Linked DNA regions of Homo sapiens: region 1 is linked to region 2. The links are chromatin contacts, found by Hi-C or POLR2A ChIA-PET in ENCODE. All regions are on one chromosome and are shown on one strand. The core of a region is the stretch at or near the end of the contact, and the rest is flanking DNA. Distances in the headings are between cores, read along the strand shown. Region 1 overlaps AKAP13 (A-kinase anchoring protein 13). Region 2 overlaps AKAP13 (A-kinase anchoring protein 13).

Region 1 (5,110 bases), core at 1,125-3,624, 42 kb before region 2:
CACACCACTGCACTCCAGCCTGGGCGACAGAGCGAGACTCCGTCTCAAAAAAAAAAAAAAAAAGAAAGAAAAGCTATCAAACACTCTGAAAGGAGGTGGGAACTGAATCATCAAATGATTATGGTGGGCGACCTATTAACCAATATCAGATGTATAGAATTGGGAATACACAGGCTGTTCTTACTGCAGTTTTTCCTAAACCTGTCTTCCACCTCTCCACCCAAATTTCTCTTTGAGGGGAGAATTCTTGCCCCCAAAGATGATCAGATCTCTTTTTCACTTGGTTATACAATATCATGAGTAAATAAGAATGAAGATTCCCCCAGGATGTTTCTCCCTGCTTCCTCTAGAGCAAGTCTGCAGTGGGCCCACCCTACATTACCTGGGAGTTATGCTGACGGCTACTGCACAAGGGTCTCTCAGGGAAAACACCCCCCTAGCTTACCATTTTCACTAACCACCGAGCTGAGAAACTAAGTGAGACTTGGAAAACTCAGAGAAAAAAATGTCCTTACCCCACCATTCACGCCACACCCAGATGAATCCTTATCACCTGCATTTAAGGCAGAACTGTGGCAAACAGTACAATGTGTAGAAGCTTGTTTATATAATTAGGGATGAGAGAACATTTGGAAGATTTAAAAGGACAAACTCCCTCCTGTTCATATTTAAAGTGAAGATTAATTTTTGTAACAAGTAAAACATCAATGTTTTGTGTCTCCAAATGGTACATTCAAAATGAATAGCTTATAAACTAGCACACATTATCAGAATACACTTTCCCCCATTTCACAGATGAGGAAATTAAGTAACAGAGAGATTGAGTATTTTGCACAAACTCTTGCAATGAAGCCAGGATGCAAACAAACTGACTCCAATGCCCCTGCTTTTCCCACTTTGTAAGAGCAAAGTTAAACCCAGAATTCTTAACTTTATGCTCATGCCTGAAGTTCAGGGAGACTTAAGAAATTTATCATATGTAAATGTGTGCACATAGGCACCTATAAACATTTTTTTCTGAGGAGAAATCTGAGCAATTTCCAAAGGAGTCACTGACCTGAAGAAAGCTAAAAAGCACTGCAACTAAACAATTAAAACAGTAGGAGGATTAGCCATAAATCTTACATAAACTACTTTGTCTAAGTATTAGGCTAGAATATCTCTAAACATCCTAGCTTTCAACAGCAAGAAGTCCTGTTATGTAACAAGGTGCCTTATTTACCTGTATTACCTCAGGCATCATGGTTACTTTGTACCTTTCTCCTTTAAATACCTATTTAAAAGTATTTATGTGCAACTCATTGATGTGAACAGACTATTCCATTACATTTGTCCCTCAACAGCAGGCGTGATGAACTCTTAACTGATGCTTCTCTCCCTTACTGTACCCAGTGTTCCCAGATTCTAATCATCAATTAATAGAACAATTTAAACTGCAGAATGTGAACTGAGCACAGAAAATCAGATTCCTCATCCCAGTTGTTGACTTAAAGACACTTCTATCAAGTCACTTGCATGCATTTCACCTTGCAAAGTATACAACTTACACAATTTCTTTTGTTATTTTATTATTTTAAATATATGTACAATAAAATTCACCTTTAGGGGATGTACACTCCTATGAGTTTTAACACATGCATAGATTCTTACAGCCACCACCACGAACAAGACAAAACAACTCCAACAACCCAAAGAATTCCCTCATGATACCTCTTTCCAGTCAGACTTCCCCCACTCCCAGCCCCTAGCAACTACTCATCTGTTCTCTTTTTCTATAATTTTGCATCTTCCAGAATATCATATAAATAGAATCACATAGTATGGAACCTTTGGAAACTGACTTCATTTTCCCGCATAATGCATTTAAAACACATCCAAGTTGTTGCACATGTCAACAGTTTGCTTCTTTTTATTGCTGAGTAGTATTCCACTGTATGGATATATTATAGTTTGCTTCTGTATTCACTCAGTGAGGGAAATCTGGGTTATTTCCAGTTTTTGAAGATTATGAATAACATTACTATGAGCACGTCCGTGCACAGACTTTTTGGTGACTACAGATTTTCATTTCTCTAGGATAAACACCCAAAAGTGGGATTACTGGGTCATACGCTAAGTGTATGTTTAACTTTACAAGAAACTGCCAAATATTTCTAGAGTGGTTATACATTTTGCATTCCTACAAGCAACATATGATATGTTCTTCATCTTTGCCAGCACTTGGTATTCTTCATCTTAGCCATTATGATAAATGTGTAATGATATCTCATTGTGGTTTTAATATGTATTTCCTTCCTCAAGTGTTCAAATTTGGTTTGGCCTTTGTTAGCACTGCTTGAGCAATTTTGTGCAACAGAAAATTTACCAGTACACTGACAGTACAAAAAAAAATTAAAGCTGGCCAATTCCCTCCTATTAAAGACAAGGAAGTTAAGGCCCAAAGAGAGGAAGTGGCCGGGCACAGTGGCTCACGCCTGTAATCCTAGCACTTTGGGAGGCTGAGGCGGGTGGATTGCCTGAGCTCAGGAGTTCAAGACCAGCCTGGGCAACATGGTGAAACCCCGTCTCTACTAAAACACACAAAAAAGCAGCAGGGTGTGGTGGCATGTGCCTGTATTCCCAGCTACTTGGGAGGCTAAGGCAGGAGAATCGCTTCAACCCAGGAGATGGAGGTTGCAGTGAGCCGAGATTGCACCATTGCACTCCAGCCTGGGCGACAGAGCAAGACTCTATCTCAAAAAAAAAAAAAAAAAAGAGAGAGAAAGAGGAAGTGATATGTCCAAAGTTTCAGATGTTTGCTTTTTCTAATAGTTGTTTTTAATCATGGCAACATAAAACTATCCAACTCCTGGGCCCCTCTTTAAACAAGACAAAACAAAACCATAAAACACCATAAGCCCCACAAATAACTAATGCAGTACTATCTTGACACTGATTTGTGAAAGGCAGCCAGAATAAACATTCCTGTATCAATACAGAAATAGGAGGAGCTAGAGGTATTAAGGCCCATCACCAGGTTTATATAAGGCATGAGTGCCTTTTCAGAATGTCAAATATTCTGATCTCTAAATATTAGCAAGACAGAAGTTTCTTGGACACTATACTTAAAAAAAGAAGAAGAAAAGGATAAATCCTTTCTTCCTTGATTTGATACTTCCTTTCAGGTTTTACCTGGGCAGGACTATCCAGGTAGAATCTGACAGTATGCACCTGACAGTATGGGACACCGTTCTGACGGCTGACCACAGGTTTAACTGTTAAATTTAGTGTAGATTTAAGAGAATCAAAGCTGGCAAAGACCTCTTTACCATTCTTCCATGGAAGAAGACAAAATTCATCTGAGTGTAGAAACTAACTATGCTATGGCTCAGGCCCCTCTGGGTATTTCTCCTCAGGAACTGCTCACCTGTGGGGAGAGTGACTTGTGGTCTGCTTACCCAAAATAATTCAATACTCAAGGCTGGGTGGACTCTACAGGGCAATGGTGTGACTGACCAGCTCTTTCATTGAAGACATAGAAAGTACAAGCAGACCCTTCTGGCAGGAGCTCTAACATCAGGCTTCCAATCTAGATTTCATCAGTAATAAACATTTTGGTTTCTATCTCAGGACTCCCAAATCGTTCAATTGGACTTGAACTCAGAAGGGAAACTGGATGTTACTTATTGAACTCCAGGTACACATTATGTTTCATTAAAAAATATCTATACAATTATGACATCAAGTAGATGTCATTGGCTACTAGAATTATGTGGGAAAACCCTTGTTTGAGTAAGAGGACTTACTATGTAAATATTTTTGAAAAAGTGGAGTTCTGGCCGGGCGCAGTGGCTCATGCCTATAATCCCAGCACTTTGGGAGGCCGAGGTGGGTAGATTACCTGAGGTCAGGAGTTCGAGACCAGCCTGACTAACACGGTGAAACCCTGTCTCTAATTAAAAAAAAAAAAAAATTTGCTAGGCATGGTGGTACATGCCTGTAATCCCAGCTATTTGGGAGGCTGAGGCAGCAGAATCACCTGAACCCAGGAGGTGGAGGCTGCAGTGAGCCGAGATCATGCCACTGCACTCCAGCCTGGACTACAAGAGTGAAAGCCCGTTCTCAAAAAAAAACAAAAAACAAACAAAAAGTCCTTTCTTCAGTGAACTCTCATAGGGAGGGCCAACAGATAAAGTCAGTAAGAGTGACACTAACCTGGTTAAGGAAGTGTGTGGTTTCTCAGAGCACACCCTGTTCTCATGCTCCTCCCACTCACTGCCCAATCTTTCCTCTCCTTCACTTCCAGGCTATCTTTAGAGAACTTCAGAATACAATAATGAAAACCATGTCTTTGATCATTAAACACCAAAAAGTAACTCTGCTACTCTCCTCATGAAGAGCATGTCACTTTCTACACTTGAGAGATCAAATCTGAAATCCAGACCCACAGGAAGGTGACGTGCCACTCTCCTTGGGTAATCCCTAGGGTCATTTCGCTGCAACAACATGCTTAACAGCTCAATTGAAGAACCTAGAAGAGATGCCATTGAGGCCACTTTCCTACAGTAATTCTAAGATTTACGCAGCCTCTGTGGAAGACCTGAATATGATGACCATAGAAAAGTAGCCCCATTAAAAAAAAAGTAGAAATATCACAAACTTAAAGTGTGTTTGTAGATCATATAAATTCTCACCATGCAAACTCTGATCTGTCCCCAATACATTCCACTCCGTGGGCAGCTTCAGGTGCCTGAATGCCAGCACCAACTTCTTATCAAGGGAATTCACATCCCCAGATGGGGGTCCTGACTGGTCAAGAAAACGGGTAAAGTTCAAAGCCTGCTGATTTCCAGCACTGGTTGCTAGGAATTGAGCTGCATCATACGCTTCATCCTGGACGAAATGAAAGTCTTCTTCAGCCACCACAAACACGGGAAGGCCCTCTTTGGAAGCACAGAGCTGCACCTTCACTGTTTCACAACAATCATGACCTAAAGGAAACACAGGCAGCAAATAAAACAGTATTAGAGCCTCACTGCTGAAAGGACGCTAGTGGATCCTCTTAGCTCTTATTTCACGACATACAAATTTCTCCTCCTAAAAAACACCCCCTCCTTCCTCTTGAGCTCTG
Region 2 (4,544 bases), core at 1,801-4,300:
TATATATAATCTCATCTCCAGGTATCCTTCAATGTGAACTGCCCACCCTGGTCAAGCAAAGTCTCTCCCCACAACTGATAACACTCTTCCATGCCTTACTCCAAAGACTGTGCTTCCTCCTCTCACTCTGCTCTTCCCAGTCTCCACAGCCTATCTATCCAGGCTGGTAGAGCCCCCACCTTTTCTGAAAGCTTCCCAATTACATCTGCCAATATTCCATTCCTCTCTCCCTGCCATGAACAATCACTGTTTGCACAGCTCGTCTAGCAGCACTCCAACAGGTATTCCTTGCACTGTAATTTATCTACGCATGCATCTGAGCCCCTTCCTCCCCAGTGAAAGAATCTATTCCTCTAAGATCAAATGTCCCATTCACCTAATAGGTGCTTCACAAATACTTGTTTTAAATGAATTAAAGGTACAGAGTGATATATTTTAATCTTTCTTGGACAGCAAGACTCCTCTTCACTAGTACCAAATGGAAATTTTAATCCCCTCACTGTTATGTGATAGCTTGGCAAACACCCAGTTATTGAAAAAGTATCCTGTAAAAAGGCTCTGAAAAGTCTTTGACCTTTGTACCTTTGTCTGTTCTAAAAATGCCAAGGAAAAATGAGAAAATACTACTTACAAATGAAAAGCCCATTAACTTCAAATTCAAAGCAAGTTTCTGGAAACTGATTAAAAAGTCCAACAGAAAGAAACTGAAATTCCTGCTCTGTAAAACCATCAAAAGCTAGACGGAGGAACCCTTGATTTCCTTATTCTTCTGGCAGGTCTCAGATCTGGCTGGACAAGGCCACCAGCCCACAGATGCTGGAGCAGACCTATCAGAAATGTATTGTTAAGGCAAAGGCAGGTAATCCATTTAAGAGATCAGGAGGCTGATAAGGCTCTTTGTATAAGCAAAATGTATCCTAACAGCCAAGTGAGAAGCACAGCCAGGTTATTTCAGAGCCTGCTGTGGAAATGCATTTCCTAGGAAGAACGATAAAACTGTGCCATTACCAAATTAGTCTTCCCTATAAGGAGGCAACTGAGAACACTAAGCTGAGGTAACCTAATTTCTGTGGCCCTTCAAAAATTTGATTATTTATGCAAACTACACTTGTTCAGGAATAAATTTTTTTAACTGATAAAAATTTTAAAACCTCCTCCTCCTAATCACAGTATCTCCGTTTGCATGCTCGTCTTCTGAGGTCTGTTTTAATTAGCATAAACAGAGAAGCAAGTTAATCTACGCGCAAAGTCCAAGTCTTCACGGAGGCTGAAAATGTAAGTCTGGAGTAAACAGGAACCCAATGTGGTGGTAGAAAATCACTCTGATAAGCTTTTCTCGAGATCTAAATGCAAGTCCAGTGGATACGCTCTTCTGATTTCCCTTCTTTAAATGGGCTTTTGAGGGAAAAAAGGAGGTGGGGGTGCTTTGTAGCCACTCACAGGATGCGAACCCTACCATCCACCCTGGCTGTAAAGTGGATACAATAACCAAACCCTATATGTCTATTGTCATGATTAAATCAGGTAATGTGTATTAAGTGCTGGCCATGTTTCCTTGCCAAGAGTAGGTTCTCAACCAATAATAGCACCCTAACTTTTCCTTGGGAAAACAGAACAATATCATAAGGAACGGTCCCTATTCTAATAGAAACAGTTTAAAATCACTGGAGATTTTGTTTTGCACATTTTAAATAAAGAAAGGCATCTAGTGCCAGATAATTCTTTCTTATGGTGCTCTTCTATTATCAGGATGTTTTGCCTCCTCCCAGAAGCAGTTACATGCAAAAACATTTGGTACTGAGAGAAAACAAGAGAGGAAGGACGACATAATCAACCAGATCTGTTGGGGTTCTGGAAATTTGTTTTATAATTGGAATGGCTCTTCCCCTTGAAAATCTAATAAGTGTGGGTTTTATCCCAAACATATGGCAGGTAATGATTATTATCCCATATATTACCTTCGAGCATGCCTTGGAAAAAATTGAAATCTCACATCTGAGTAACTCACTGGCTTTAAAAAGTGTTTAATTTGCAGGGGCAAAAATATGCTGTTTGGCTTTCCTGAGGGAGACACAGAGATGTGTTCAATAGACCATAAATCTTAAGAGACACAAAAAAGCAAGTTTATAACTGAAGAATCTGAGATATGCACCCCAAATTTCTCCTCTTGAAATGTGTTCTTATAGTCGTTTTAGTTAGTGAATTATCAGCATCGAATACAAGCCATCTGAGTCAGTGTTCTGTAGAGCCAGCCACTCTGGAGTTACAGCTGCACAGATCATTAACCACAAGGGTCCAATGCCCACCGAAACATGTTGGAAACCAGTAAAGAACATTATTCTAACACAGAAAAAGCATCAAAGAACCATGGGAACTGAGCTTTACAAGAGAAAGCCTTACTGTTCCAGGGCCTTGGTCTTACTCTCACTGATCCAGAGCTAATGTGTAACCATCCTCTTGAGGAATCTCTAAGTATAAAGATGAAATAGCTGAGCATATACTTTATTGAGATGGCTATTACTGACTTTCCTATATCAAAAGTCACAAAACACATTTTATCTTGACTACTTCCTTCACTATAGAGGAATTTCAAATAATAACTGTAAACTATTTTCCAATGTACCTATAATCCATAAAGACAGTATAATCCTCACCTGTTCACTCCACCAAGAAAGGAGCACAATGCTATCTTTTTGAATATTCCTCTCTTCTTCATCTTCCAATTGCTACATTTTTTTCTCTTACTTAGCCCATTTGTTCTGAATCTTATACTATAACTTCTCTGCGCATGTACTTTGAGTATTAAATTCAAACCAATTAGGGACCTGCCTCCTGTACACCAGATAAGCTAATTATTTGCAGATTCTGCTACCTGTTCAGACCTCTCGTAACCTGCTGTGAAACTGCAGGCAACTTCCCTCAATCTCTCTCTGTAGTTCAATATCCTCACTCTTCCGGAAGACTGGGCTCAACCACTCCTAACATACAATGATTCCTATGACTCATCAAATTCGTCACCAGTCCTGACCTCTCCCATAAAGTCCATTCCTACATGTAGAACTGAGTGTGGGACATTCACTTGGGTGTAGTAAAATGATGAGAGGACAGAGGAAGTGACTTTCTCTGGCATATCAAGTATGGGATTCATCCACGTCGCCTAATTCTTGACAGCTATTATTTCCTTGTACCTTGCAGAGCTTCAGGCCTGGCCTAGACAGATCTCTTCCAGACTAAGCCTGGGGCCTGACATAAGGGGCATCCAAAGACCCTTTCCTCCTCCTTCATCAGAAGTCTAAAACTCTTGTTTCCTTTTCAGCTGTTAGTCTGAGGGAGGATTTATTTACTGTTTCTGGAGTCTAGTTGCTAGGTTGCTAGATCCAGTAGGGCTTAGAGTGTGGGAGTGGTGATAGATAGAGCCCATTAACTTTGATACCTTAGTTAAGGTGGTATTGAATCTCCATAATTTATCTGTTCCAGAGGAATTGGGCATATAAGAGATGGTATGAGTAGTTGTTCACTTTCCCCCTCTAAAGTTGTTTCTGGTTTGGAGGTATCTTTTGCATATTGGATTTTCCTAAAATGGGGTACCCTTGTTCTGCGCAAGGTGTACCCTTGAATATAGGTGAAAGGGCTAATGTCAACAGAGAGCTCATTTTGAGTGATAAATTGCCTGAGGTTTAAGGGGGCATTGTCTCTGCCTTTGTGGATACACATGGTTATTTAAGAAATGTAATACATTTTTTAATACCAACCTTTCCTTCATGTGCTTGGCTTTTTCTTTTATCATCTGACAGCATCCCTCGTCCCTTACCCCGTCTAGGACAAGACTATGCTTTGTATCTTGACAGTGAGGAGAGCTCTAGAGACAAAGGGGGCATGTACTATGTTCATAAAAAATAGAAGCAGTCACATGGCTTGCTATAAACAAATGGCTCAGATTATAACTCCCAAAAGAACTAAGATAATTCAGGACTGGAGAGATATAGGCACTATTTCTAGTACGCTTCTTCAACTAGGTAAGATATTATCTCACAGAATGCATCTCTGTAATAAAACTATCAAACACACTCAGCTGTACTTCACAGGGATGCTGTAAGGATTTCCTTACAGTTTCAAAGGTTCCACATGCACCATAAAGACAAGGTTATCACCTTCATTTCCCTGTTGGCCACACCTTCAGTAACAAAGGTGACATCACTAGCTACTCAGGGCCTATGCTAGGCAGATTAATGAATGAAACCTGGGAAACAAATGAGCAATTTTAAGAAAAGTAGCTCTGTCAAAATGAAGTGAATTTCATTAAAATTTTAGTAGTCTTATCTAAACTGTAGTTCATTCACTCACTCAATGAATGTTTACTAAGTGCCTACTATGTTCCATATTAAAAATGGTCATTATAGCTCAGCTGAGTATTACATTTCTTAAATAACCATGTGTATCCACAAAGGCAGAGACAACGCCCCCTTAAACCTCAGGCAATTTATCACTCAAAATGAGCTCTCTGTTGACATTAGCCCTTTCGCCTATATTCAAGGGTACACCTT

The links. Hi-C counts contacts between places; a loop is a spot of excess contacts on that map. ChIA-PET counts read pairs that join two places held with the same protein, here RNA polymerase II (POLR2A). Pooled maps may share reads with other maps.
Region 1: a map of astrocyte of the cerebellum shows a loop between it and region 2 (4-fold over the local background). The contact joins two enhancer-like sites. A Hi-C loop is called at or near these places in 5 of 168 maps with a recorded cell type or tissue (B cell, CD14-positive monocyte, OCI-LY7 and 2 more), 1 of 37 single-sample maps with no recorded cell type and 10 of 50 pooled maps. POLR2A ChIA-PET finds 5 or more read pairs at or near these places in 6 of 52 experiments (GM10248, Panc1, activated T-cell and 2 more).

The regions. Positions count from the first base shown.
Region 1 is chr15:85,533,444-85,538,553 of GRCh38, reverse strand. AKAP13 (A-kinase anchoring protein 13) reads right to left here. Exons shown (of 37, transcript NM_007200.5): 4 at 4,674-4,970. Among named protein-coding and RNA genes, the nearest start is that of AKAP13, 160 kb to the right of the region's middle. RefSeq lists an enhancer at 4,445-4,524. Within about 2 kb of position 2,374, at least 10 of the 41 ENCODE cell types and tissues checked have a DNase peak (open chromatin) inside an H3K27ac peak, as active enhancers do.
Region 2 is chr15:85,493,062-85,497,605 of GRCh38, reverse strand. All of the region lies in intron 2 of AKAP13 (A-kinase anchoring protein 13), which reads right to left. Among named protein-coding and RNA genes, the nearest start is that of AKAP13, 110 kb to the right of the region's middle. Within about 2 kb of position 3,050, at least 7 of the 41 ENCODE cell types and tissues checked have a DNase peak (open chromatin) inside an H3K27ac peak, as active enhancers do.